Regions from separate parts of the Homo sapiens genome. Here regions 1, 2, 3, 5, 6 and 7 are each linked to region 4. The links are chromatin loops, found by intact Hi-C in ENCODE. Cell type or tissue: endothelial cell of umbilical vein. All regions are shown on one strand. Region 1 overlaps SLC35D4 (solute carrier family 35 member D4). Region 2 overlaps SLC35D4 (solute carrier family 35 member D4). Region 3 overlaps SLC35D4 (solute carrier family 35 member D4). Region 4 overlaps CABLES1 (Cdk5 and Abl enzyme substrate 1). Region 5 overlaps CABLES1 (Cdk5 and Abl enzyme substrate 1). Region 6 overlaps SLC35D4 (solute carrier family 35 member D4). Region 7 overlaps CABLES1 (Cdk5 and Abl enzyme substrate 1).

Region 1 (4,000 bases), 75 kb after region 4:
AGGACTAACCTGAGACTTGAAAATAATGGCTCCTAATTCCATTTGGACTACAAATTTTGGAAGTACTGTAAAAATCACCAACTCTTTTGCAATTCAAATTATGCCTCTGGGTGCTCTGCTAGGTGCTGGGGATGTAACCCTGAGTAGGATGTGCCCTGCCTTCCTTGGGCTCACAGGCTGATAGAGCAGGTGGATTGCTGGGAAGTATAGTTACCTGATTATTATTATTTTTCTGTTTTCCTTTACTTTTCTTCTCCTGAAGGGGAGAAAAGGGAAAGTGGTGGGCATTTGATATATCAAATATTGACTAATCACCTACTATATTCAAGGCCAACCATAACCATGCCAGAAAATTGTGCGGAAAACACATAAAGCCCTAAGTAGGGAATAATGGCCTGAGGGTGAGGCAGGAAAGAAATAAGACAGAATTCTTCTTGGACACAGATGCAACCCTGGGCCTGCTCCTTGTGCAGCAATCCCCACCCCACACCACCCCAGAGCTCACACAAGAAGACTGACATGGAAATGTGGCCAGGGAGACCCTGTTCCCCACACAATCCTCCCCTTCAACCCTTCTCCTGTCAAACTGCACAGAAACAACCAAAATTACAAATTCAGTCTCATGGCTAGTTGTATTTATGTGATACAAAGCAATTAGCTGTTGACTTAAAAACTTTTCTTGTTGCATACTTGACTAACTGGCTATTTTGGAGTCCTATAAACAAGCACAATTTGCTCGTACTTCACTGTCTGGCCTTAAAATCAGACACAGTCTACTTATACATAAACAAAACAACACCAAACATCTTTATCTAAAGAACGACCAGGTTAGCGCAAAGTGCCACCATAGAGTGAAGAAGGGGAAAAGGGGCCGGCCGGGCACGGTGGCTCATGACTGTAATTCCAGCATTTTGTGGGGCCCAGGCAGGCGGATCACTTGAGGTCGGACGGGTTCGAGACCAGCCTGGCCAACATGGTAAAACCCCATCTCTACTAAAAAAAATACAAAAATTAACTGGGCTTGGTGGCACGGGCCTGTAGTCCCAGCTACTCAGCAGGCAGAGGCAGGAGAATTGCTTGAACTGGGAGGCAGAGATTGCAGTGAGCTGAGATCGCGCCACTGCACTCCAGCCTGAGCGACAGAGCGAGACTCTGTCTCAAAAAAAAAAAGAAAGCAAGCAAGCAAGAAGGAGAAAAAGCAAATTTGGACTACTTTTTGTAAGAGAGGAGAGCAATTTTAAGCAGGAAAAAAATGGGTGAATAACTACACTTTATACAAATTCCACTTTTGGGGATAGAACAGGAAAACAAGTCTGAGGAGGCATCCGGGTACCAGGCCACCAAGATGTCTCTAAGGCACAATGTAACAGACAGTTATTTTCACAAAATTGTACCAAGTAAATATCTGCTAAAATTCTTCCAAATTTACATGTCATGCCTTTCTATCATTGATGCATCCAAACTTAGCTTTCCCATAAAAAAGTCTACTCCTTCAAATTTCCCAAGAGCTGCTTCATCTAGGTCTGCTTTGACTATGGCAGTCACTCTGCTGACACAGGCCATAGGTCCTGGCCATTGTCCGCCCTCTGGTTGGGGCACCAGCAGAACTTACTGTGCTCTTTGCTAACTACCCTATGTTCAGCCACACCTTAGGGAACTTAGTTTTAGGGATACACACAGAGGGTCTTTAAAAAGAAAACCGAACCCCTATAGAATAAATGGCACAAAGAAAGGAAGGAATGGGTATATCACAGGAAAATGGGGCAATGAAGTTACTTTACGAGATATATGCAGAATTCCACCTTTCTCTGTTTCTGACAGGAGTGCAAAGGTGTGCAGAATAAAATCAGTTTTTGAGTGAGTACTCACCCCACACTCATTTATTGGACACCATACTACAATAAACCAAGCACACATCAATTCATCCCCTAGAGGAGGCCGTGCAAATATTCCCAATTAACTGGCCTTTATGTTGCAAAAACGACTTTCATTTTTTAAAAAATTATCTGGGACACTAACGGCACCCATAAAAACCTTAGAGTCAGGAAGTTTACAGAAAGTAAGGACATCTCCCCAGTAAATGAACAAATGATAAATGAGCGAATTCATTCAAGTCAGAAGTTGTGAAACAGAATTGTTATCCTATTTTTGCAACACAGAAGATTGTGATGATCAAAGGCATTAAAAATAGCTCGGAAAAAATGAAGACAACATAACTGGAAATTAAAAAAAAAAACAAGAACCTTACTCAAAACAGCAAAATGTCCACTCATAGCACTCATTTCTCTATGAATTATTTTGACAATAGGAAATGGAATTTAAAAATTTTTCCTGAATCCAAAACTGTATTTCCCCTCCCACGTTCCCTGCAGGAAAACCTTGTTCATAAACAAACAACTCCCAGATAACTAACTTCTTGGCTGGCTGTTTCCATGCGAATGGCAGCTCCCAAACTTGCCACTTCATGTTCCTGTCGCCTCATCAGTGATGTCATGGAAAGACATCAGACATGCTGTTATTATTGCCGAGCGAGAGTCTGCAAAGGAAATTATGCTGCTGCCTCTAGGTTTTAATTTTCCATGAAAAATTATTCTTATTGCCATAGCCGCTGAGACAGTGAAAAAGAAAAATGATTTAATTAGGGAACAGCCATAATTAGATTTTTTAAGCATGGTCTTTCAATATAAAAGTTACATTACAGTACAGCTTCATGTGGTTTAACAATGTATTTTCATCAGACCCTTCCAGAACATATGAAGGTGTTGAATAACAACTGAAGGAAGAAAAGGAATGCTAAACTGCTATAAGAAAGTTATATCTGAAATGAGCTTCGAAACGTGATGGGAAGGAGGAGTGAGGTGTCCTCAGCAGCTAAGATGGGAAGAACCTCAAATAGTGAACTGGGGAGAGGAGCCCCCTCTTCTGTGATTACCGTTCACCATCCAGGTGGTGGAGAAAGACAGTAACAGGCTCCCCACCCAAGAGATAGTGGGAATCAGGATGATAATGCAAGGATGACTAGAAAGAAAGAAATAACAGCAGTAATAGAATACAAAGTAGAAAAATGAAGAGAACCAACTCTGTTCAGCATAGACTTGACCTAGTGAGAGCAAAGTGTGATGGGCTTTGTAAACATACTTCTATGATTTCCCCTGTAGTGTGTGTGTGTGTGTGTGTGTGTGTGTACCAGAAATTGAACCTATAAGAACTATGATTACAGACTATGAGAGATTTGTTTACTTGTCACCTCCTCAGAAGTTCAAGGTATGAGTCAATGTTAAGCCTTGAAACTTCCCTACAAATGTATCTCAAAAAATTAGTGAAGGGTAAAAAATTACATTATTTAGGCCGGGCGCGGTGGCTCACGCCTGTAATCCCAGCACTTTGGGAGGCCGAGGCAGGCGGATCACAAGGTCAGGAGATTGAGACCATCCTGGCTAACATGGTGAAACCCCCTCTCTACTAAAAATACAAAAAAAATTAGCTGGGCATGGTGGCGGGCACCTGTAGTCCCAGCTACCTGGGAGGCTGAGGCAGGAAAATGGTGTGAACCCAGGAGGCGGAACTTGCAGTGAGCTGAGATCATGCCACTGCACTCCAGTCTGGGCGACAGAGCAAGACTCCGTCTCAAAAAAAAAAAAAAATTACATTATTTAGAAGTCATGAAATCTGTGTGATTATTCCACGTTAAAAAAAAATTCATCTTTTTCTCTTAATTCCACCAGAAACATCGAGAGTTTTACCAATGGTCTTGGAGATATTCTAAAATTCTGAACATGGAATCTTAATAACATCTGTTGATAACACTTTCATGAGTTCATCGTATATTTCAAACAGGTTTAATTTTGTCTAGTAAAGTGACATAACCAAGACTCCTTCTTAGTTCAATATTGTGGCAATAGATCAAGACACATGTCAATGTCAACATGTCACTGAAGAAAGAAAGACATTAGGCCTTGCTATTACTTTCACCCAAGCTCCTGAAACCTGGAAAAATAGC
Region 2 (4,000 bases), 140 kb after region 4:
ACTACAGATTATTAAAAATTGAAAAGGTTATTTACCCAGGCTACACCAAACAGCTCCGTGGAATCACAACAAAAAGAACCAGTTTCAAGGGATGAAATTGAAAAAAAGAATCCCAGAACTTCAGTTGGGTGGCCATAGGCTGGCTTTTTCAACCATTAACCTGGCATTGCTGGAATTCTGGTTCAGGGACCCTTTAAGGACTTCCGAAGGGTACATTTATTTTTCAATTGTAGCCACACCACGAACTGCTTTTCTCTTACAATTTAGAATCAAAATCCTAGTTCTCACACACAGTGCATATCACTGAGGTTGCAACCTGCTTCTCTCATCAGTTAGAAATGCATTTTATTGGCCGGGCATGGTGGCTCAGGCCTGTAATCCCAGCACTTTGGGAGGCTAAGACAGGTGGATCAGTTGAGGTCAGGAGTTCTAGACCAGCTTGGCCAACATGGTGAAACCCCGTCTCTACTAAAAATACAAAAGTTAGCCAGGCATGGTGGTGGCGAGCACCTATAATCCCAGCTACTCAGGAGGCCAAGGGAGGAGAATCACCTGAGCTCAGGAGGCAGAGGTTGCAGTGAGCCAAGATCACGCCACTGCAATCCAACCTGGGCGACAGAGCAAGACCTTGTCTCAAAAAAATAAAAAAAGAAGCATATTCAATCTACTAATTCAAGTTCCCAGAGTTATCCTAATAATGAATAAAAATAAATGAAACCATTCCAGCAGGATATAACATAATAATCCCAACTAACTCAATGAACTGATCTCCTGGAATGATGCCTGCTCAAGAAATGTTCTTTGTTAATTTTATTAGCATGGGCAAGCACTCCATCCAAGATCAGGTCTGATCTGTACAACTTCCTGGAGAACCTAGCATTTAAATGTTTCCAGTCTAGCAAGGGCCTTCAATCCTTACTTGCTGCATAAACTCATTGTGCAAATACTTACAGCAACTTACAAGGTGCTGAGAATTATCATTAATAGCAGCATCACAGGTAACATTTATTGAACACTTGCCACAAACCAAGCACTTTGCTGGTTTTTTCTTTTATATGTTTTAAATGTGTTATATGCTGCATTTTTTGTTTTAAATGTTTTATATACTGCATCTTTCTTAAAGTTGCACAATAATCTTATGAGGAAGGTATTTATTATTATTACCCTCATTGTACAGATGAGGAAACTGAGACAAAGAGTTTAGATAATTTGCCTGCGGTGAGAAGAGCTGGTAAATGGCAAAGCCAGAATTTGAATTGAGGTCTGTCTGGCTCCAAAGCCCTAGCTGTTAAACGCCCATTCATATTTTGCCTTCACGGACCTCATAATCTAATGGGAGACACTGACATACAAATAGATAAGCTGCAAACACTCAGATAATTGACCAAGCAGCCAATTATCTGAGGGATATTCTGTTACACTAGTCGTGCTGTAATAGATGTCAGCACCCCCAACCAAAAGATGAACAGAGAAAGGAAGATCCCATCCTCCATTGCAATGGATCAGGGGTGACATCAGTCAATTGCTATTCTTCTAGGAAGTGGCTTTTCCCACTTGACATTAAGCTCACATGAATCAAGGGAGGCAGGATACAGGCCCATGGCCTGTTGTGCACCAGAAGGAAGCACAGAGCACATACTGCAGGCAGGGCATTGAGGAGGAAGGAGGAGGTGCACTGGGTGAAACGGCAGCTGGCCTCACTGCGGGAGGCCCAGGACTTTGGAATGTAAGGTCAGCGAGGCCCCAGACATGTGTACTCCATGCCCTCTTAAAACAAAGAAAACTGCTGAGTTATATATTCCAAGAGGCATCAGGGTGTTTGAATGGCCATGGATGTGAGGAAAAGAAAACATGCCTAGGGAACACCTTGTATTTTAACCCTCCTACCCAAAAATACAAAGAAATAACTTTAACTAGAAAAGAGATACACAGGACTAGTAGGACCAAACAGACTTGTGGGAAGTGTTAGAGGACAGCGGAGTGAGCCTCTGGCTCCAGACGTGGGACCACCTCCCAGGCACAGGACCCCGGTGCTTGTGTTCTCCGAAGTCATCTCCCTCAGGGGCAACAGGGCCAAAGCAACACACACTCATGGCACTTCAGACACACAGGAGAGGCAGTGGACTGCAGAGCCACCATGCTGTCAGTGTGACGGCTGTCTTTCTCCACCACACACCAACCTAAGACCATAGCCGCTGCTAAGAATACATTTGAATCACTGGAAAAATGGCTGACAAAACAGGTGTGGGCAAGGCAAGTGTGAAGGGATAGGGCAAAAAGGAAAAAGAATTAAAAATCAAAGACTCTTGATTTATATTGTTTCAAAGTACCAAAGGCCTCATTCTACTTTAACCATGTATTTCAATGGAAAATCATAGAGTATATGCTAAGGGTAGTATATGCAAGAAACGGACACCAGTCAACAATCCACACACAAACGAAAAGCCTTACCACAAAATCAGCAAATTAATGCACATTTATATGTCTTTAATTAAAATAAATAGATTGTTTCAGCAAAAGATGATTCCCTAGGCCAGGTGCAGTAACTCACACCTATAATCCCAGCACTTTGGGAGGCCAAAATGGAAGGATAATTTGAGTCTGGGAGTTTCAGACCAGCCTGGGCAACACAGCAAGCCTGTCTCTACAAAAAATTTAAAAATTCAGCTGAGTGTGGTGGGTTGAGACTGTAATCTCAGCTACTTGGGAGGCTAAGGTGGGAGAATCGTTTGAGCCCAGGAGGTCAAGGCTGCAGTGAACCATGATCATGCCATTGCACTCCAGCCTGGGCAGCAGGGGTAAGACCTTGTCTTTTTAAAAAAATATAAAAATAGGCCAGGTGTGGTGACTCACGCCTGTAATCCCAGCACTTTGGGAGGCCGAGATGGGCAGATCACAAGGTCAGGAGTTCAAGACCAGCCTGGCCAATATGGGGAAACCCTGTCTCTTACTAAAAATACAAAAATTAGCTGGGTAAAGTGGTGGGTGCCTATAGTCCCAGCTACTCAGGAGGCTGAGGCAGGAGAATCACTTGGATCTGGGAGGTGGAGGTTGCAGTGAGCCAAGGTCGTGCCACTGCACTCTAGCCTGGGTGACAGAGTGAGACTCCATCTCAAAAAAATAAAAATAAAAATAAGATTCCCTGATTTATGTGACTTTCAATTAACCCACTAATTATCTGACTGACAGAGTCAGAAAAGGGAGCTCCTGTATATATTATTAATGTCTCCTCCACCCCTCAAATACACTGTGTCACATGGGTGGGAACCGTATGTGTTTTGTTCATATAAAATAAATGAAAACACTACATTGATAACTGTTATAAAGGAGACTAAAGGACCATGCTATACAATAAGGGAAACTGACCTAATCAGTGAGAATAGGGAAAGCTTCCCCATATACGTGACGTTTGAGAGGGAAATTCAAAGTTAAACTGGCTACAGGAGACAGGGTAGAACAGTGCAAGGGACACGACATTCCAGACATAAACACGGCATGTGCAAAGGCCCTGTGGCAAGAAGAAATTGGAGGAAGGCAAGTGTAGCTTGAGAAGATGGAGGAATAAACCCAGGGTAGGGAGCGAATAATATGGTCTAACTTGTATTTTGACAAGGTTGCTCTGGCTGTAGTACGGAGAACACGTTGGAACAGGGTTAGGGGTGGTGCATTAAGACAGGAAAAAGTTGAAAACGCTTGACTGGAGAAAATCATGAATTCAGTCTTGAAAATTATGAACTTGAGATGCTTTTGGGACACCCAAGCAGAGATATCAAGTAGGCAACTGGATCAAGGATCCTTTCCTGTCCTCTAGTGAGCAAGAATGCACTGTTAAGCATGTCTTACATTTGGTTTTACTGTATTTCCTTATCCTTCAGTTCTGAGAATAAAATATACAAGGCGGGCAGATCACGAGGTCAGGTGATCGAGAACATCCTGGCTAACATGGTGAAACCCCATCTCTCCTAAAAATACAAAAATTAGCTGGGCACGGTGGCTCATG
Region 3 (4,000 bases), 120 kb after region 4:
ATCTATCAAAGCACCTCTGTTGGTTTTCTGTCTCCAGGACTGAGCTGCTTGGCCTGCAGAGGAAGCGGGAAGCAGTCAGATGCAAGGCACCCAGGTTAGAATTCAAATGCTGCAGGCACCGGGGTCTGCATGACAGGACGGCCCAGTTTACGCTGTAGCTGAGGAAACTGAGGCAAAGAGGACGAGGAAAGCTGCCCACAATCACCCTGCTATGGCCCAGGACTGCAGTTCAGATCCCAGGACTTCCAGGCTGGTGCTTTTTCCACCACGGAAAATATTAAAGACTAAATAAACTACAAACATTACTTTTAAATTTTTAAGTCATTTCCATGTTTTTCATTTTCATTCTCCATCAGTATTACACAACTGTTAGTAAAGTTTTGGGCATCAATGACTGAAATCTAGCACAGGTTGGTTCTGGTGTTTTCTCTTTTGGAATAAAATATTTCAGAAAGAAAAGAAAAACACAAGAAATTTTAGACTAAGACACAAATTAGGGATATATGAATGTTTATAATAAATTCTTCTGCCACCTCTTAGAGTATGAATCTTGAACAGTTTATCATTCAAGTTAAAAATAGGTTAAATCTTATATTATGGCTTTTTGGGGGGAGGGCAGTAAACTTACCTACAGATCTTTGCAGGAGATGTTTTCTGCATAAAAGTAAAGAAACATACAATTAGACTTTTAAAACTTTTTAAATTCCTCTTAAAAGGAAACATTTTGATCAAGAGGCAAATAAATTATGAGTAGATTTATCAAGAGCTTAACAGCTTGCTGCACTTTAGTATTTATTGAGGCTTTTTCTGCTTGGGCCAAATGAAGGATGACTCAGAATTCCAGAGTTGAGTCACTTCAGCAAAGTACTTTCACCATTAGAATGATGTTTACTCGTGAAAGATAAAATGACGCTGGGGCTGTGTCTTCAAAAATCTTACATGCTAAGAAGAGGAGAGAGAAAGAAATAGATGTAACCTGTATTTTAAAAAGCAATTAAGCTCTTGTTCTATCTATCCATTTATCTATCTATCTAGTATCACTCTGTTGCCCTGGCTGGAGTGCAATGACATGGTCACTGCAGCCTCAAACTCCTGGGCTCAAGCAATCCTCCCACCTCAGCCTCCTGAGTAGCTAGGACTACAGGCATGAGCCACCATGTATGGCTACTCTTTCTTTCTTTCTTTTTTTTTTTTTCATTTTTGTAGCAGCAGGATCTCACTATGTTGCTCAGTGGTATTGAATTCCTGGCCTCAAGCGATTCTCCTGCCTCAGCCTCCTAAAGCACTGGGATTACAGGCGTGAGCCACTGCACCCAACCTCAACTTCTATTTTAGTTCTGTCTCTTTAAATATTCCATTCACTAATCCAGCTGACTCAGAGCAGTCCTATAAACTATCTGGTGTGATATGAAAATTAAAAAACAGAAAAAAGGAGAAGGGACATTTTACTCCATCCCGAGAGACAAGGGAAAAAAAGGCAGACTGGAGGAATATAAACTTGGCATTTAAATTACCTGTAATGAAGACATTCTGATTTGGACTCACCCTTATAATTCCTTTTGATGAGTCAGTTTAATGAAATCAGACTTTTGTACTGAGAACTCATTTGTACATGTTAGCAGAGAGTAACATGTTAGCAGAGGGTGACACAGATTTTTCTTCTATATTTGATAGAGGAAATGAACAGGTACAATTAAACTTTTGATTAATTCTAAACATTTCAGAAGGATTATTCTGCTAGCTGGGAACAAACTACAATTTTTGATGCTAGTTCAGGCAGTGTGAAGTATGAACATATTGTTTAGACGTGAAGCGCTGACAAGAGAAACATGTGGCTTACTACAAAGGCTACCTTAAGTTTTCATGTGTGCCTAAATAATAAAGTTTCCCCTGTTTTAATGAACAGATTCTATTTTTGCAACTTTAGACTCTAATCTTGATCTTTGTCCAACCCTGCCTCTGCAGAGCACAGGACGCGAGGCCAACCGTGCTGTACTGCCATCTGCTGGGAAGTTAGCCCTCAAGAGCTGAAAGGAGGAGGGCAAAGGTGATCTGGCTCACACCTGCGTAACTGCCCCCGGTATGATAAATGTGTTACTCAAAAATTCTTTTTTTTTTTTTTTTGAGCCAGAGTCTTGCTCTGTTGCCCAGGATGGAGTGCGGTGGCGTGATCTTGGCTCACTGCAACCTCTGCCTCCTGGGTTCAAGCGATTCTCCTGTCTCAGCCTCCCAAGTAGCTGGGATTACAGGTGTGTGCCACCATGCCCAGCTAATTTTTGTATTTTTAGTAGAGATGGGGTTTCACCATGTTGGCCAGGCTGGTCTTGAACTCATGGCCTCAAGTGATCTGCCTGCCTTTGCCCCCCAAAGTGTTGGGATTACTGGCTTGAACCACCATGCCCAGCAGTTACTCAAAATAGAGCTAAATGTAACCAAAACCTCAACAGCCTAGTGTAAGAGCAGAAATTGAGAGGAGGGACTAAAGGGATGCTCTTCCACTTCTGTGAATAGCATGTTCACCCAGTAACTTCCAGGGCTAATGTTTCAGGCCAAAAGAAAAGGCCCCTTCCATGGAGGGGAGTAAAAGAGCACACAGATCCTGGGATACAGAGAGTAAAAACAGGCAATATGTTCATTACTTAGCTCCATCTCCCAGGGCTCTGGATATGACTGAGTTCATGGCAGTCATTTTCCTTTTCAGGATACTCAGTCCAAAATAACCTAGCAACAAGTCCTACTGAGGTCTCAGGGTTCTAAATGGGTTATTATAACTCCTCAAAAGTCATGCTGCCAAAGGGCTAGGGGTGGTGGCTCATGCCTGTAATCCCAGCACTTGGGGAGGCCGAGGAGGGCAGATCACTTGAGGTCAGGTGTTCAAGACCAGCCTGGACAACATGGCGAAACCCCGTCTCTACTAAAAATATCAAAAATTAGCCAGGTGTGGTGGCGCACACCTGTAATCTCAGCTACTCGGGAGGCTGAGGCAGGAGAATCGCTTAGAACCGGGAGGCGGAGATTGCAGTGAACTGAGATCACGCCACCGCACTCCAGCCTGGGCGACAGGGTGAGGCGGTCTCAAAAACAAAACAAAAAAAAGAAGTCATGCTGCCAAAATTAACAATAAATAGCTGACATTCCTCTGGGTTAGCTAACTGAACTGTGAGGGCTACTCACACTGCCAGGTGCTGTTCTAAGGGCTCTGCATGTACTGAATCCTTTAATCATGGGGTAATTAACAGTCATTGGTTCTATGTTAGAGAGGAGAGCACTTGAGGCACTGAGGAATGAGGGAAGCTGCCCATCACCTGCCTGCCAGTCCTGCGGTGTCACCCCTGCTGGCACCCTTAGCCACCACTTGATGCTCCCTCTGCCTGCCTGACAAGGAGAGCCCTTTCTCCTTATCAAACTGGAAAGTCCCTTCCCATCCTGCCTGACTCAGCTCAAATCTATCCACCAGGGAAGCTTTCCTTGCTCCTCCCATGCCGAATTACTGGAGCTCACCCGCTGGCCCACCCATACCCTGTGCCAGCCCGAGTGTACAGGCCAGCCCCTCCATCCAACTCTGCGTTAAGGCTAAGAAATGCGTCTCCTACGTCTCTGCAGCTTTAGGCCTAGCAACATGTTTGACATTTCATAGGTACTTGATAAATCCTGAACAAATGAATAAACAAACAGGAGTATTCTAATATTAAACTATAATAAATAATTCTGCAAGGTAGTTAGATTAATTCCTCGAGCCACGTATTGCCTTACAGTCAAACTGTGTGTGTGTGTGTGTATGTGTGCATGAGTGTGTGTGTGTGTGCATGAATACACAAAGGCCTTGTTGTGGATGGTGAAAATGAACTCTACAGCTCCAGATAGTTTATTTTCATAATCTGAGAATGAAGTCACAAGGAGGTCAACTTTTACTCTCCAAAAATGATTCTAGTAAAATCTACACATAGTAGACAAAATAGCCCTCATGGTAACATTTAACAGTCTGTGAGGTGGCGTGCAA
Region 4 (4,000 bases):
GCGCACACTGATTCTAGTGAGGTCACAGATTCGGAGCTTCACACACCAGCCCAGAGAAAGGGCGATGGAACCGAACCGAGGGTCTGCAGCTTTCGTTAGCAGAGCTGTCAGATTCTTGACAGTCTTGGAGGATGGAGAAATTCAAGCAGCAGCTGGTGAGGGCCAAAACAGAATACTTGGCTTCTTCAGAATCTTAGATTGCACTGAGTTTAGTCCTAAATATTTTGCTAACAAATTTCCTTGGCCAGAATCAGTTGTAAGACAGTGATTTGGGTGGTGGGGGGAGGGAGGAGGGAGAGGATATGATTAATGTGGTCTCTTTGGCTGATCGAAAGCTAGATCAACTGGTACTTAGGGCACTTGCTGTTTATAAAGCAAAATTGAGAAAATATTCAAGGTGCCTCCATCGCCTGAACTACAAAATGCCCTTGGCCTTCCTCACATGGGGTCTGTCACCTTGCATCTCTGATAAGCCATCCACCTTCCTGGTCAGTGCCTACAGGGGGAGAGCCTTTCTGAGAAGCAGGTCCTGTGGTATCTGAGAATGGTCTAGAGAGCTCCCCACTGCCCATCTGCCCCCGAATTTCCTGCCAAGCTCTGGGGAGTGGGGTGGGGGGAGGGACGTCCGATGGATGACAGGCCGCCAGCCCAGACGTGGGGAGAGAAGCCTGAGTCCTTTCCTGTGTGATAAAATCAGGCTAATTTACTTGGATTTGGGGTGATTTGTTTGGTTTTTAGCATTTATGAGGTGAGCCCATGAAGTTAGTGGTCCATTACTTTTTAAAGATGCATTTTCATTTTAAACTGTCTCCTGGCCTGTGGATTTGTGGAATGGACAGTTTTGTGGGTTTTAATTTATTTGTGAGGAGTCGGGGCTGAGAAGGCATTTTATCAGGAGGTCTCCTTTTGCACGTCCATGACATGAGCTTTTCGGAGGCAAAGGAAGTGGAGGAGGGTGAGAGATGCAGGTCACTGCCAGAGGCACCTCTGTGACACGGAACATTCCAGACACGTCGCAGCCTTGGGCTTCGGCGAGGAGGAAGTCTGAGCCTGTGAAGCGAGAAGGCCAGGCAGTAGACTGGCTCTGAGGTTTTGCCCTTTGACCTCCTCCACAGAGGGCAGCTTCAGCCCCTTGTAAGCCCTGCCCCCTCTCAGGACTGCCCTGAGGCCTCTCCAGTCCTCCCCACACTCAGAGATCTGTGGGGAAGCTCCGCCCAGCCACACTCCTTGGGATAATACTAGCCGGTTCTGCCTGATTCCTTTTCCCCCGGAGCCAGCCTAGGGGGCCCGGGACTCCTCTAGTGAGCCTTGACTGTTAGGTAAGAGACAGGAAGCAGACAAGCCAAGAGGTTGCTGCAGCTGCCCCCAGGAGGAAACGGGCAGCAGGGAGTGTGGCCCAGCCCCCACTGTACCCCTCCAGGGGCCCGAGCCCTTGCCAGCCCAATGACACCTTGAAGTCACCACTTTTCCTTTCTTGCCCGCTAATAAAACCTATTTAAACAGGAAATTCATACCAAATGCAAATGGGTTTTGTTTTCCTTGGCATTTTGTTGTTCCGATCACAGATTTCCCTGCCAGGGTGTCTGTGGTTATCAGCTGCAGGCTCAGCTTGGGGCGGCCGCTTCACACAAGCCACTCTGTACCACGTGCCCTACCTTAGTGACGGGAGTAAGGAGCTTCCTTCCCCTCCATGTCATTCCTTCCTGTTCCCTTCATTCCCCAACAGCAAATAAAACTGTTGAATGCTCTGGCTGCTGAGTTCTTTATCTCTCACTCAGACGTTTCCGGCTTAGTGCTGAACAGCTGGCCCCTTGCCCTCCCCAGCCCTGGCTGCCTCCCGTGACTCCTGAGAGCCTGAAGCCTTTCTGCCCTGCTGCAAGCTTAAGTGGGTGGGGTGGGGGGAGGCTGGAGAATGAAGTGCATTTGAGCCAGGTGGTTTTGTTACCTGTTCAGCAACAAAAGACATCTTTCAAATCAAGGGGGATTTTTGGGGTTGGGGATGGGGGCGCGCCCTGACGTCACCTCCCCGGGGCTGTTGGCACAGTTGGGTAAGCACAGTGCTGAGGGCCAGCAAGAGCAGGGAGTAAACTGAGTGTAAATCTGGAATCACATCACCAACACCAATGTCAATAAAAAGCAGCTTCCAGTCATGCAGCTGCAAAGCAAAGCTGAGATTCAAAGCTGGAAAAGAAGAAAAATGGCAGGTGAAGGGGAAAGGTCCTCTTGCCACCTGCACACAGCCCAGCGGAAGGGACCCAGGCCAGGATGGGAAGGGGTGCTATCTAAGAGCCCCCACCCCATAAAGGGCCCTTTAGACTTCGAAATAGGTAGTCCAGAAAGGCTGCAAACCTAAGACTGGCAAAACCACAAAGAAATGCCTCGCGAGTACTGTGCTTCCTCACACACAGACTTCTTGACTTCAGATGACACATCATCTATACAACATCAATACACCTAGTACGGCTAGGTGTGGTGGCTTACACCTGTAGTCCCAGCTACTCAGGAAGCTAAGACAGAAGGATCACTTGATCCCAGGAGTTCAAGGCTGCAGTGAGCTAGGATCATTCCACCTTATTCCAGTCTGGGCAACAGAGCAAGACCATGTCTCTATTTTGTTTTTTAAGGGCTGGGTGGGGCAGGCACAGTGGCTCACACCTGTAATCCCAGCACTCTGGGAGGCCGAGGTGGGTGGATTGCTTGACACCAGCCTGGGCAACATGGCAAAACCCTGTCTCTACTGAAAATACAAAAAATTAACTGGGCATGGTGGTACACGCCTGTAGTCCCAGCTAGTTGGGAGGCTGAGGTGGGAGAATCACCAGAGTCCAGGAGGTCAAGGCTGCAGTGATCACACCACTGCACTCCAGCCTGGGTGAAGGGAGCAAGACCCTGTCTCAGAAAAAAAAGAAAAAAGTACATCTAACCTACTAAACATCACAGCTTAACCTTTCCTACCTCAAATACACTCAGAACACTTTTGTACAGTATTTGATAAATTACATGAGATAGTCAACACCTTCTTACAAAATAGGCTTTATGTGAGATGATTCAGCCTAGCATCTCCAAGGGGTATCATACAGCACATGGCTAGCCTGGTAAGGATCAAAATTCAAAGTACATTTATACGGAATGCTTTTGCACCATCATAAAGTTGACAGTTGTGCAAGTCAAACCATCATAAGCTGGGGCTTCCATATGCCATCTCTCACCACCATCTTGCCACTAAGAGCACGGCCCAAGGATCAGCAGCATTCACATCACCTACAGGCTTATTAAAGATGCAGAATCTACATCTTACCATTCCTCCTTGGTGATTTGTATGCCTGTTAAAGTCTGAGAGGCACCATTCCTCCGTATTAGCATAGGACATAAAACTGTCTAGGAAAGAGAAAGGTATAGAGAAAAATCTAAATTTTTTTCTTTAATACCAAAAAGAATAGTGCCAGCTTCAGAGGTTGTTTTGACATGTGTTTACCTAGCTGCTTCATCTAACAATTTTTTGGGTGCACAAGGCCAAAAAGATGTAAACTGGACTAAGCAACAGCTAACATATTGGTCCCAAGTACAGAGCTAACTTACAGTGCATCACAGCAGCTGCTGGTTAAGGACATTGCTCAGATGAGGCCTGGATCCCAGGTTCCCAGGGCTCACAGATACAGCGTTAGGATGGTGGCAAGTCAGGGTTCCCAACAGCACTGGAGCACAATTCTCTACTGTAGCTGGGGACTGTAGAGCTGTGACCTTGGGGACATCACAAATGGGCAGACCTCCAGTTTGCTTGGACTGACACTGATTGACGTCCACCTAGCGCTTATGAAATGTGTCTTCCACTGGGTTCTGTGGGCTTCCTGATGTCGGGCAGAGCCTGCTGGGGGCAGGTGCAAGGCACCCTTACCAGGTGCCGTGAGGCTGTTCTCCAGATGAGCCTCAATGTGGAAGCTTGAAAGGGAAGCTCCAGGGGAGAGACAGATTCCCCAGGTGGGCCCAGGGTTGGCCAAGG
Region 5 (4,000 bases), 80 kb before region 4:
CCTGATGTCCTGATACCCTAAGGCTGTCCAGGGACCCTGGGCTGGCCGCCTGATGTCCTGATACCCTAAGGCTGTCCAGGGACCCTGGGCATGTACCTTCATGGCGGCCAGGTGTGCTGTGTCTGCTGCTGTGTTCTGACCTTCCCTCTAGACCCTTTGTCAAAAGAGTTTGAACTTGTTCCCAGGGGGTATCACTGGATCTTCAAGTAGGGACTGACATGAGGGAAAGAGTGTTTTTCAAGATTAGCAGGACAGCAGTGGGCAGGGTAGACTGGGAGATCTTTGGGGATGAATTTCTGGCCAGCTATTAAATCCTAGCAGCAGTTCCTGTCAGCTCTAAATAGCCCCATATACCAAGATAACCTCACACCTTGATTTTTCAGGATTTGGCAAGTCTGATGAGAGCCCTTGAAACAAAAGTAAACTCAGGCAAGCCAAGAGCCTTTTGTATTCTCTGTAAACATTTAGAGAGTCGCTTTCTTGACCCGCCTATGAAAATGTAGAAACAGACCTTATTTGAACAAGCTGATTGGCAACTCTAGTGTATTGATTTTAATTTGGTTTTTGCCTGATTCATCAGCTGGAGACTTTAAAACATAGCCAGATTCAAAACCAGTTTCTTGGCCGGGCGTGGTGGCTCACACCAGTAATCCCAACACTTTGGGAGGCCGAGGCGGGCCAATTGCCTGAAGCCAGGAGTTCGAGACCAGCCTGGCCAACACGGTGAAACCCTGTCTCTACTAAAAATACAAAAATTAGTCGGGTATTGTGGCGGGTCCCTGTAATCCCAGCTACTCAGGGGGCTGAGGCAGGAGAATCGCTTGAACCCAGGAAGCAGAGGTTGCAGTGAGCCGAGATCGCGCCACTGCACTCCACCCTGGGAGACAGAGACTCCGTCTAAAAAAATAAAGAAAAAACGGTTTCTTCCCATTGTGTCTAATTTAAAAAAATCTAACCATCCCTCCTTTTCTTAAAGATAATCCTGTCTTCCTTCCTTTACAAGAAAAATCCCAGTGACTCCCCCACCCCAGGGATTTTGAATTCCTTTGGTCTGTATTCTGGATATGGATCTGGCTTTCAGCGTGTTAGTTGAGGCTCGGGGAGGAGGTTTTCCTTCCAAGCCAGCTGTGTGCCCAGTGCTCAGAGGTATGGATGGCATCAGGCTGACTGGTCAAGACCAAATGCTCCTCCAGTCACCCCAGCCTGGTGACCTGGCCCGGCCAGTATGCCACTGTAGTGTCAGACTCTGTGGCTCTCCTCTTGGAGTTCCTCCAGGGTCTAACAAGCAGCTGCTGCCAGGTGAGCAGTAAGGGCCATGCTTACTTTCATCGGCACTTTTGCTGCTGGACAAAGCTTTAGATCCGTGGACAACAAAACAAAGCATGTGTCTAATGGATGTGTCCTCAGGCTGAAGGGAAGGCCGTTTTGCTTTAAGGGTCTGTGTATCTTCTGTTAAGAGGTAGCAGCTGACTTTTTTTTCTTCATCTGTGAACACGTGTACTAGGGTGAAACAGTTTTGTTTTGTTTTTGTTTTTATTTTTGTTTTTTGTTTTTTGAGACGGAGTCTCGCTCTGTTGCCCAGGCTGGAGTGCAGTGGCGCAATCTTGGCTCACTGCAAGCTCCGCCTCCCGGGTTCAGGCCATTCTCCTGCCTCAGCCTTCTGAGTAGCTGGGACTACAGGCGCCCGCCACCACGCCCGGCTAATTTTTTTTTTAATTTTTAGTAGAGACTGGGTTTCGCCGTGTTAGCCAGGATGGTCTCGATCTCCTGACCTCGTGATCCACCCGCCTCAGCCTCCCAAAGTGCTAGGATTACAGGCATGAGCCACCGCGCCTGGCCAACAGTTTGTTTTTTTTAAGTGAGCGCAGTCTGATTGGACTTCTGCTGGAGGAGCATCTGGAATCTTGGCATTGAAGTTTGCCAACTCACGAACAATGTTATCATCACTTATCTGATGAATGTGAGGAGCAGGCTGATGGTGCTGTGGCAGTCAACAGCTTAAGATGCTGCTAGGGAAATGAAGGAAATAACAATAGGGTGATGGAGGGGCATTTTCCTTTAAGAGAGCCTAGTATTTGAAAACCAGCATTTCACAAATGACATACACATGATAGTACAATTCTTGGGCTTATGTGTTTACTTATTTATTTGTAGAGACAGGGTCTCACTCTGTCACCCAGGCTAGAGTGCAGTAATGCGATCATAACTCATTGCAACCTCGACTTCCTGTGTTCAAGCGTGCCTCAGCCTCCTGAGTAGCTGAGACTGCCGGTGCATGCCACTAAGCGCAGCTGATTTTAATTCTTGGGTTTATATATAGTTTTTCATTTTAGGGCTCCTTTAAGTAGTAGGCTTCCATAGTCAAACAGTTACAAACTACAGATTTGTACCCTACTTTTTAGGACACCTTTTCTGCATGAGCTGAACACCATTTCAAGAGCAAAAGATTATGTCTGTGGTGGGGGGATGGAGGGATGCAAGAAGCAGGGGATGGAGGCTTCCGCCCAGAAAGTCAGAGATTCTGTAACAAAAAAGGGATTTTCTAGTTGCCTCAAGGGCCAACCCTGCTTTCTAGGCTAATATGCCCCAAGCCTTTTCTTGCTGGGTCCTGATTGGGCTCCTTGAGGCTTGGTGACTAAGTCGGTAAAGGAGGCTAGAACATGTAGGTTCCCAGAGTCTATAAGGTTGAAGTGGGACTTCTTGCTGTCCAGCCCTGACTCCTTACCCATAACCTCCTTGTCCTGGGGCATTGGGAAGCTGAGGAGGATTTCTGGACTCTGTTGACCAGACTGGGAATGCATGTATTAAAGAAAGCGGCCCTAGGCCAGCCGCGGTGTAATCCCAGCTCACGCCTGTAATCCCAGCACTTTGGGAGGCCTCGGCGGGTGGATCACCTGAGGTCAGGTGTTCAGGACCAGACTGGCCAACATGGTGAAACCCCATCTCTACTAAAAGTACAAAAAAATTAGCCGGATGTGGTGGTATGCGCCTGTAGTCCCAGCTACTTGGGAGGCTGAGGCAGGAGAATTGCTTGAACCCGGGAGGTAGAGGTTGTGGTAAGCCAAGATCACACCATTGCACTCCAGCCTGGGCAACAAGAGCAAAGCTTCGTCTCAAAAAAAAAAAAAAAAAAAAAAAAAAAAAAAGATGCCCACTAATAATTGTGTATAGAAAAGCATTGAATGGAAGGTCAGAAGGTCAGGTGCTCTCTGGGAAAAGTCCAGGAATACCCACCTACCTGGTGAGGGGAATTTGTTCCTGTATTCAGCCAGCCATGATTGAGTACCTGCTGTTGGCCAAGCATGGTCCCTTCCTAGGAACACACAGGCTGTGACAGCATGGCCCCTCCCAAGCAGCTCACTTCTAGGGTGTTTCCATTTTGTTTGGGAGAGGGAGGTTGGTGAGTGAGAGAAAGACATAAGTACCAAAGCAAATAATGACAAGCTTTTGGGTGTCTTGTGACTGTGTTAATAAGTTGTTTCTATGCTTGGGGTTTATTTGGTCATAATAACTGTCTGGACAGATGTGAAGTAATCATGACCTCAGCTCCTTCCTCACCTGTGTACTTGAGGTATCCAAGACACTCTCACCTCTTCCACACCTGTGAAGAAGCAACTGTGCCATCCAGTGGCCCAGCGTGCAGCCAGGAAGGGGGGTACACCCATGGGGAACACTAGAGCCATTAAGGAAATTGCCTTTTTTGTGAGTAGAGAGGTGGTTGGCCCAGGTATTTACCCAAGTCGTTTTCTGCTCTCAGAGCTCATGTTTTGCTCTCAGAGAACACAGAACTGGTTCTTCACACCCATGTAATGTGCATATATTATACATATCATCCACCTGTTTATACTTGAAAGCCTTTTGGTCTTTTGCGGGCCTCAGTGCTCCAGGCTAACTAGCTCTCTTTCTTCTTGCTTGTTGAACCTTAAAAGTTCCTCATTCAAGGATAAAGGAGACCACCTATTATCTGGAGGTTGGTTATGATCATTTCCATCCCAAGTTT
Region 6 (4,000 bases), 51 kb after region 4:
TGTACTTAGCGGTGCCTCTGAGCCAAGCATTTGGTGTAGAAAAGGCTAAGTCTTAGTCTGTTTTGGAGGTGAGAATGTTCAAAGAAGCATTTAACTTCCAAATTCTTCAAAAGGGAGGCGCACAGCCAAGGCCGCCCTCATCTCTCTCCAGGGAAGGGGTATATTAAGAAAACTCATTTCCATTTTGTCTCAGCAGTGCAGAACTCGTCTCCAAGGTCAGATGTGCTCATTAACCTGTTCTCGGATCCTCCAGATAAAAACTTATCTGTCACCCAGCCTTTGTCCAATGCACCATCTCTCCGTCCTCACCTAATGCTCCCATCTTTCTGATCCATGACACATTCTAAGAAACCAGGTGCATCCTGGGGAAAGGAGTGATTAAATCATTAATTAATTATTTGCAAATATCTAGAAGCCAGAGGAGAGGGAAGAGGTTACCTCCACATCTCTCAAGGCTGGAAATTCCAGAAAGGTGTCTCAGGAATGGCAGCCACAGGACTCAGACCCCAGAAGTGCCTCGAACCCCCCAGCACCAAGAGAGTGTGTGAACCAGTGGCCCCGCTCTGTCCACACTTGGAATGTCTGCTTAAGGAAAGATGTTTCTGGCTTCCAGTCTTCCACATCCTGCAGGTCAAAACAGCTTCCATGGGGAAGGTAAGCTTAAGAAACTGCTTTCTTGCAGTGAGAGGTGGGATGTAGGCCAGGTTGGGAGAGGTTCAGCTACCATCTCCCTCAAGGGGATTTCATGTGCTGTCTTGGAGGCCTCTTTGGGTCTCCAAGCTGGGAGCAAGGCAGCAGACAGACAAGCAGAAGGAAGGAGTATGTTTATGAACCTCATCGTCACGCATTACCATCTCAGAAAGAAGTCTGGAACTACAAATACAGAATTCTCATGATAGGATATAAACATGGTGAGATTTTGGAACTTTTCTTTGTAGTTAAGTCATTTGGTATCACTTTCTGCCTCGCTTTATTGATTTGTAGCAAAAACCTTGATTACAAAAAAAGACCTGGGTATTGTCCTCAGGGGCAATAAAGAAGTAGAAGCCCAGCCAGACAGACAATTACAAGAATACAAAGGATAGGGAAAGAGATTTCTCTAAGTGGAGACTAGTGGTGGCTTTTTCTCAAAGATCATATTGAATGACAACTTTTGAGCTGATGCGCATGATGAATGTCCCTCTTTTCTCTTCCCTTTTTTTTTTTTTTTGAGACAGGGTCTCGCTTTGTCGCCCAGGCTGGAGTGCAGTGGCGTGATCTCAGCTCACTGTAGCCTCGACCTCCCAGGACTCAAGCACTCCTCCCGAGTAGCTGGGCCTATAGGCATACACTGCCACACCCAGCTAATTTTTAATATTTGTTTGTAGAGACAACGTCTCACTTTGTTGCCCAGGCTGGTCTTGAACTCCTGGGCTCAAGCAATCCCACCCGCCTTGGCCTCCCAAAGTGCTGGAATTATAGGCGTGAGCCACCGTGCCTGGCCCTTCTTTTTTTTTTTTTTATTAACATTTAATTTAGGACTTCTGCATCTATGGTCATAAATGAAGTGGACTAAAATGTTATTACCTCTCAATGCAATTGTCTGGTCTTGGAAACAATGTTGTACTAACCACATAAGTGAGTTCATCAGCTTCTCTGCTTATTATCCTGCAACAGTTATAGATGATCTTGACTCTGAAAGTTACCCGTGACTTGAAGGCCCCTGGATCTAGATCTCCTAGCTGGGGGTGATCTTTAATAGCTATTAGCCTAATCAAGTCTTCTCTTTCTCATTGTTGCATATTTTCCATTTTCACTTTTCCTCAAAATGTATTTCATCTAGGTCTCCCAATTCATTAATATTTAGCTGTTTGAAGAAATATTTTACATTGTTTGTGCCTGTTTGATTACCTTCCTTTTTTGTAATGTTTCTCTTCATTCCCCCCACCCCCTTCATTAGTCTTGACTGAAGTTAACTATGTTGTTAGTCATTCTTTCCTTTTGCAACTTCTTAGACATGGCCTGGGACGGTGCCAATGGAGATGTATTTCTTGGACTTGCTGAGAAAGGCTCCATCCCACTGATGGATGTTGGCTGTGCTGGCAGCTCCGCATAATGGAACACTTCGCTTGATTTATAAAGGACCCAACTTGTCATTTCTATGTCCTCACCATTGTCTTTATTGTCCTTGCCTGTTTTTACCCGCTGTTCAAGGCCTTCTTTGATTGGCTTCTCTCCTTGTTCTCTGACTGCCTAACTCAGGTGACTTTCAGTCCAGCTGGTAAAAAGGGACAACTGCCCTGTCCCCCACCATACCCACAGCCTGGGATTTGTGCCTCTGCTCCTCCGTGAGCCTCTTTAGCTTAGGAGGAATCCTGTCTGCCGTGAGATAGATAGCTGGTCTGCTCATTCCTCTGAAATGCACCTTTTGCCAAAAAAAACACATCTTAAAAATTTTAAACCAGCCCTTACTTGAAAAGAAGGTTGGTTTAGCAGCCACTCCGGTGCCTTCGCCGTCTGCCACTTCCTGGAAATGTTTGTATAGTCTCCTGCCTTCTCCTGAGTCACCTTTCCAAAATTCAAAATTCTCAAGTTTTATCACCTAAGGAACAAGTGTGCTGCTGCCTGAGACCCTTTATCTTATTTCTGTAGAGAATGTAGACTGAAGTTGTTTGCACCGTGGGACAACTGTGGGGTTGGACGGGCCCATTTTTAATCTATTCGGTACAGGCAAGACTCCTCTGAAAGGATGATGTGTTCTCTCCCCAGCACGTGGTTTCTACGTGCGTGATGCCCCACTACTGTCCTATTAATCAGTGATCTGTTTACAAGCCTATCTCCCCTCTCTGCATTGTGAACTCTTAAGGTCAAAGACTTGGAAGCCATCCCAGGACCAAGGTCAGTGCCGCAGAGCCTGGCTCAGTCACATTCGACAAAGGGTGGAAAGAACCTGAGCCAACCGGGCGCGGTGGCTCATGCCTGTAATCCCAGCACTTTGGGAGGCCAAGACGGGCGGATCACGAGGTCAGGAGATCAAGACCATCCTGGCTAACATGGTGAAACCCCGTCTCTACTAAAAATACAAAAAATTAGCCAGGCGTGATGGCGGGCGCCTGCAGTCCCAGCTACTAGGGAGGCTGAGGCAGGAGAATCGCTGGAACCCGGGAGAGGGAGCATGCAGTGAGCCGAGATCACGCCACTGCACTCCAGCCTATGTGACAGAGCGAGACTACATCTCAAAAAAAAAAAAAAAAAAAAAAAAAAAAAAAGAACCTGAGCCTCTGATCCTCCCTGGAGGGCACATGAACATGCAACAGGCTTGGTACTGGCTTCCTTTTTGCTCACTTGGAAAGTCAGCACAGGGGAAGAGGCTCCTCATGTGCTTGAAAGCTTAAAATTTGCTCTGAGACATGTAGGAACATGTAGTGTCAGCACACAAAACAAAATCTTTTATCATTAAGCCCAAAACAAGCATTTAAAAGCAAAGGGGTAAAATAGGGAAAAGAAAAAAAAAAAGGAGCCCCCTGTGACTCTGGAGCACTTGGAGGCTTACAAAGGAATGCACTGGTGTGAGTGTGTGACAAGAAGCAAAACTTTAATTCCTGACTTCCAGCTCCTGGGTGACAAGGTCATCCAGGATGATCAGTAATTCTACTAAAAACACACAGGTGTGAAATCTACCCAGTTTTCACTTCCTGCCTAGCCCTTGAAGAGCATCATTGCCACCTCCCCATCATTTGCTGAGCACTAGTTGTGGGAATGCATTGCTTTTCCCATTTGTACCAGGGGCTTCCTGAGTGATCCACCTGGTGGTGGGACCTAGAGCACAGGGCCCCCAGGTATTAGCACTGAGGATGGAACCACTGAAGCTGCCTCTTCGCTCCCCTCCTCTCTCACTGCACCCCAACCACCCAAGGCCACACAGTCCACTGAGTGGAACCTTGCTTTGGTCCTGACTCTCAAGCCACACCAGTCTCCCTCTTTGTGCTCCACACTTGACTCTGATCTCCAACCCAGGGAA
Region 7 (4,000 bases), 68 kb before region 4:
TCGAGGAGAGGCTGGAGGAGGACGTGGGTTCTGCGTTCCTGGTTGGTGCGCTGTCACCCCTCTTCACGGAATCCACCCAGACTGGTCCTCAGCCTTGTGGTAGCACAAATGAATGCAGTAAAAATGCTTGTTGGCCTCAACTGTGACTTGTACCAGCGTTCACAGAATACTGCACTGAACCTCAAATCTTGTTATTATAAAATTCTAAGAATGTCAGAAATCAGAAGAGTTTTAGAAATCAAGTGTTTATTCCACTAAAGGACCTTTTTTTGATTTAAAAAAGTTCTCAGCCGGGTGCAGTGGCTCACACCTATCATCCTAGCACTTGGGGAGGTGGAGGCAGGAAGATTGCTTAGTCTAGGAGTTCAAGACCAGCCTGGGCAATGTAGTGAGACCCCCATGTCTACAATCAATCAGTCAACACAAAAATACATAAATAAATAAGGTTCTCATATTGGCTGGGCACGGTGGCTCACACCTGTAACCCCAGCACTTTGAGAGGTTGAGGCAGAGGGGTTGCTTGAGGTTAGGAGTTTGAGATCATCCTGGGCAATGTAGTGAGACCCCATCTCTACAAAAAAAAAAAAAAAAAAAAATTAACCAGGCACATGGATGTGCACCTGTAGTTCCAGCTACTCAGGAGGCTGAGGCGACAGGATCGCTTGAACCCAGGAGTTCAAGACTTAAATGAGCTATGCTCAACACTGCACTCTAGCCTGGAGTTTCTTAAAAAAGAAAACTTAAAAAAAAGAGAACTTAAAAAGCATAACTGTTCTCATATTTACTTAGACATTCACTTATTCCTAGGAGTTATATTAGCATGATGTAGAAGAAGAGACATTAGTTTGAGAGCCTGGGAACCTGAGTTCTTAGCCTGACTCCAACTGGGTATGTAGCATTGTAAATTGACTTAGTGTCTCTGGGGCCTCAGTTTTCCCATCTATAAAATGGGAAGACCAATTGGCTGATCGCTGAAGCCTTCTCTGGTCTGTGAAATGGTAACACCAATAATGATGCTGAAGTATTTTGGGAACTGTGGGGGTGGAAGGCTATTAGCCCAACTTGCTTTTAAGCTTAGCAGAAGAACAAATGGCTCCAAGGAATCTATTAAACCTTTTGCATAATTAAGTATATCCTGTAATCAGTGCTAACAAGAAAGAGCTAATCTTTCATTAAATTAGTTTTTAATTTAATTCTATGCTAATTTAATTTTGCATCACTTAAAATGTATGTTTTTAAATGGATGTTTACACGCTGTTGCAGGCGGCTGTGAAATTAATTCATTCTTCGCTTAACCTGCCAACCTGAGCGCCCGGTATTCCAGTTCCTTGGCAATTGTTGCCAACGCCACAATTCTCTTAAAGCATTTCTTAGATTCCCTGGTGATTTGGTTGAATGCTTAAAAAAAAAAAAAAAAAAAAAAAAAAAAAAAAAAAGGCAACACAACAAACAGCTTGCTTAATGAAGGGCTAGATTAGTAAGGTGTATGTGCAGTTAGAATTGGGTGCTGATATGGAAATAAAACATCTTGTTAAGTTACCCTGTTAAAAGTCCTACTTTCCTCTAGCACATCGTGGTTTGTTAGTGGATTTCCTGTATCTACCTGTAACTCCAAGAACTGAGCATGCGTCATGAGAGGACTTGGACTGAGAAGTTTTGCACCTGCCTAGTGGTTACCTGGTGTCCAAAAATAAGGAGTTAAGCCGTCTCTACTAGTTGTCAAGAAAAACCTCTATTTGTTTGCAGCAAACGTGGCTGCCATCGGCACCTGCCCTGGTTTTCCAGACTGGGTGGATGGATGCTGGTGGCCGCAGCTGTTAAAGTGATCACAGCCTCAGCTCCTTCCTTTGCTGGTACAGACAGCCACCTGTGGCCCTTTTGTGGCTTTCCACTTCCAGAAGAAGGCTGAGGAATCTGGGGCCCCTCTTTCTGCAGAGAGCAACTCAGGCCATCCTTCGTCTGTGCTGGCGTCAGTCCCAGCTTCCTGCAGCTGGGAGGTGGGAGGAAGGAGCCAGAGTCTGCTGAGGTGGCAGGATCTGCGAGCCGCCTGAACCCGCACACTGTCTAGCTCTTGGCCTGCTGCCCTCAGATTGACTGGCCCAGGAAGCTCTGCTCCTGGGAAAGGAAGCCAGGGAAGTGGTATAAGGATGCTTCTGAACCCTTGGCCCTATCTAGAAACCACTTTATGCTTTCAGGGATTCTCCTCTTTCCAGTGACTCCATGTTTCAAGAACCTTCTTTGCGTGTGTGTGACAGGTGGGAACTTTGAGTGGCCTGCAGATTCGAGCAGTCATTCTGGAGGAAGAAATGAGGCTGTTTGGAGTTCTGGGTCTGCTCTCAGAGAGCAAAAGGCAGAGTGAGGCCCTATCTCCTTGAACCTTAGCCAATTAAATCTGGGTTTAGTGGCCCAGGCGCAGTGGCTCACACCTATAATCCCAGCACTTTGGGAGGCTGAGGTGGGAGGATTTTGGGGCTGCAGTGAGCTATGATGGCACCACTGCATTCCAGCCTGGGCGACAGAGCAAGGCCTTGTCTTTCTTTTTAAAAAATTAAAAAATCTGGGTTTGGAGGCCTAGAGTTGGGTGGGGGAGTGTCAATCCCAACCCCACTCTAACCCCTCCTGAAAGCCACAGGAAGCATCTACTAAATGTCCTCAAACAGGGTTCTGCAAGCCTTTAAAAGAATCTTTCTTTTTTTTTTTTTTCCAGACTGTGTCTCACTCTGTCACCCAGGCTGGAGCACAGTGGCACGATCTTGGCTCATTGCAACCTCGGCCTCCCGGGTTGAAGCGATTCTCCTGCCTCAGCCTCCTGAGTAGCTGGGATTACAGGCACCTGCCACCGCGCCAGGCTGATTTTTGTATTTTTAGTAGAGACGGGGTTTCACCATATTGGCCAGGCTGGTCTGGAACTCCTGACCTCAGTTGATCCACCCTCCTCGGCCTCCCAAAGTGCTGTGATTACAGGCGTGAGCCACCACGCCCCAGCCCAGAATCTTTCTTTAGAGTCAAGAATCAGGTCACAGGCACCCATGTCCCATGGCAGGAGCTGGCTCCTGTGGCCTAGGTCAGAAAGGTTTTTCGGTAGCAAAACCCAAAATCGAAAAGTCACAGCCCCTTTTATCTAGAATAAACTGAGACTCTTGTTTGTTGAGCATTTTGCTTTTCTGTCGTTGTGATTGTGGTTTTGTAACTTAAAATTTGCCAGGTGAAAACACTACACACAAATAAGGTCTCCTTGGCCTATGGTCTATTTTGCCAGTCCTATAGTACAGGCAAATGCTATATACTCCAGCAAAATAAAAATTTTAAAAAAACTTGAATCCAAGCCATTTTAGCTCAACAAATGTTTATTTAAAATTTATCTTAAAAACAAAACAAAACAAAAACAGCAACTAGTTGGGTCTCTGATTTCTCATTCAGTGTAAAGCTGTGACCTCCCAGGCATAGCAGGTCAAGTTGAAACTTAAGACAGCTGTCCAGGTAATTCAGGCCAAAATCTTGTTGCAGAAGAAAAATGATTCAGGCTTGTTTTTGAACTGAATTTTCCGATGTTTCCCTACCCCCTTTAAATGTACAGTTTTTGGTTCCCTTCCCCTTCGTTGATACAGCAGGATTCTTTTTAAGACAACAATAAAGAATAATGTCTTTGGAATCTGCATAGGTTTTTGTTTTTTTTAATGCAGGGGACAATATTCTTGATTAGTTGGCTTTTTAGAGACCCATGTAAAATAATAACAGTATTATCAAGAAGTTGTCTATTATTGGGCCTTTTTTAAGCTTCCTTGCTTCCAGCCGTGTTGTCTTCATTATCCTCGCGGACTCCTGCCTGCTTTGGGGTGACTCAAGCCATTTGTCTGGTCCTTCCTTCCTGTCTTTATGTGGAGACGTCTCAGCTGTCCAGCAGGCAACTGACTGTGTTTTTGAAATGACTTTATTTTTCAGATGTCGAACTCTCTCAGGTTCACCCAGACCAAAGAATTTTAAGAAGATTCATTTTATC

The links. A loop is a pair of places that touch in the nucleus more often than their neighbours do. Peaks named below come from ENCODE experiments on the same cell type or tissue, not always from the same donor. Only the 100,000 strongest peaks of a DNase experiment are listed, where the experiment ranks them.
Region 1: it touches region 4 in a loop (4-fold over the local background); 4 of 110 quality-filtered maps call a loop at or near these places.
Region 2: it touches region 4 in a loop (9-fold over the local background); 2 of 110 quality-filtered maps call a loop at or near these places.
Region 3: a loop joins it to region 4, with 10 times the contacts of the local background. A loop is called at or near these places in 6 of 110 quality-filtered maps.
Region 5: it touches region 4 in a loop (7-fold over the local background); 4 of 110 quality-filtered maps call a loop at or near these places.
Region 6: it touches region 4 in a loop (5-fold over the local background); 8 of 110 quality-filtered maps call a loop at or near these places.
Region 7: a loop joins it to region 4, with 5 times the contacts of the local background. A loop is called at or near these places in 4 of 110 quality-filtered maps.

The regions. Positions count from the first base shown.
Region 1 is chr18:23,333,846-23,337,845 of GRCh38, forward strand. The region is part of intron 13 of SLC35D4 (solute carrier family 35 member D4); the gene reads right to left. Among named protein-coding and RNA genes, the nearest start is that of SLC35D4, 100 kb to the right of the region's middle. In endothelial cell of umbilical vein, no CTCF peak of the experiment used is centred here; a DNase peak (open chromatin) is centred at 2,426.
Region 2 is chr18:23,399,992-23,403,991 of GRCh38, forward strand. The region is part of intron 3 of SLC35D4 (solute carrier family 35 member D4); the gene reads right to left. Among named protein-coding and RNA genes, the nearest start is that of SLC35D4, 36 kb to the right of the region's middle. In endothelial cell of umbilical vein, no CTCF peak of the experiment used is centred here; a DNase peak (open chromatin) is centred at 1,650; H3K27ac peaks cover 2,096 bases.
Region 3 is chr18:23,377,018-23,381,017 of GRCh38, forward strand. SLC35D4 (solute carrier family 35 member D4) reads right to left here. Exons shown (of 15, transcript NM_032933.6): 6 at 629-654. Among named protein-coding and RNA genes, the nearest start is that of SLC35D4, 59 kb to the right of the region's middle. RefSeq lists an enhancer at 1,137-1,266. In endothelial cell of umbilical vein, a CTCF peak has its summit at 2,007 (motif pointing left); DNase peaks (open chromatin) are centred at 854, 1,974, 3,194 and 3,304; H3K27ac peaks cover 3,767 bases.
Region 4 is chr18:23,258,721-23,262,720 of GRCh38, forward strand. CABLES1 (Cdk5 and Abl enzyme substrate 1) reads left to right here. Exons shown (of 10, transcript NM_001100619.3): 10 at 1-1,750. It also overlaps a transcript of SLC35D4 not described here. Among named protein-coding and RNA genes, the nearest start is that of CABLES1, 130 kb to the left of the region's middle. RefSeq lists enhancers at 579-1,242, 873-922. In endothelial cell of umbilical vein, no CTCF peak of the experiment used is centred here; DNase peaks (open chromatin) are centred at 351 and 1,661; H3K27ac peaks cover 2,614 bases.
Region 5 is chr18:23,178,382-23,182,381 of GRCh38, forward strand. All of the region lies in intron 1 of CABLES1 (Cdk5 and Abl enzyme substrate 1), which reads left to right. Among named protein-coding and RNA genes, the nearest start is that of CABLES1, 45 kb to the left of the region's middle. RefSeq lists a silencer at 2,256-2,305. In endothelial cell of umbilical vein, no CTCF peak of the experiment used is centred here; a DNase peak (open chromatin) is centred at 1,960; H3K27ac peaks cover 1,770 bases.
Region 6 is chr18:23,309,910-23,313,909 of GRCh38, forward strand. The region is part of intron 13 of SLC35D4 (solute carrier family 35 member D4); the gene reads right to left. Among named protein-coding and RNA genes, the nearest start is that of SLC35D4, 130 kb to the right of the region's middle. In endothelial cell of umbilical vein, no CTCF peak of the experiment used is centred here; a DNase peak (open chromatin) is centred at 2,022; H3K27ac peaks cover 1,997 bases.
Region 7 is chr18:23,190,506-23,194,505 of GRCh38, forward strand. CABLES1 (Cdk5 and Abl enzyme substrate 1) reads left to right here. Exons shown (of 10, transcript NM_001100619.3): 3 at 3,943-4,000. Among named protein-coding and RNA genes, the nearest start is that of CABLES1, 57 kb to the left of the region's middle. RefSeq lists a silencer at 3,746-3,946. In endothelial cell of umbilical vein, no CTCF peak of the experiment used is centred here; DNase peaks (open chromatin) are centred at 2,026 and 3,876; H3K27ac peaks cover 1,872 bases.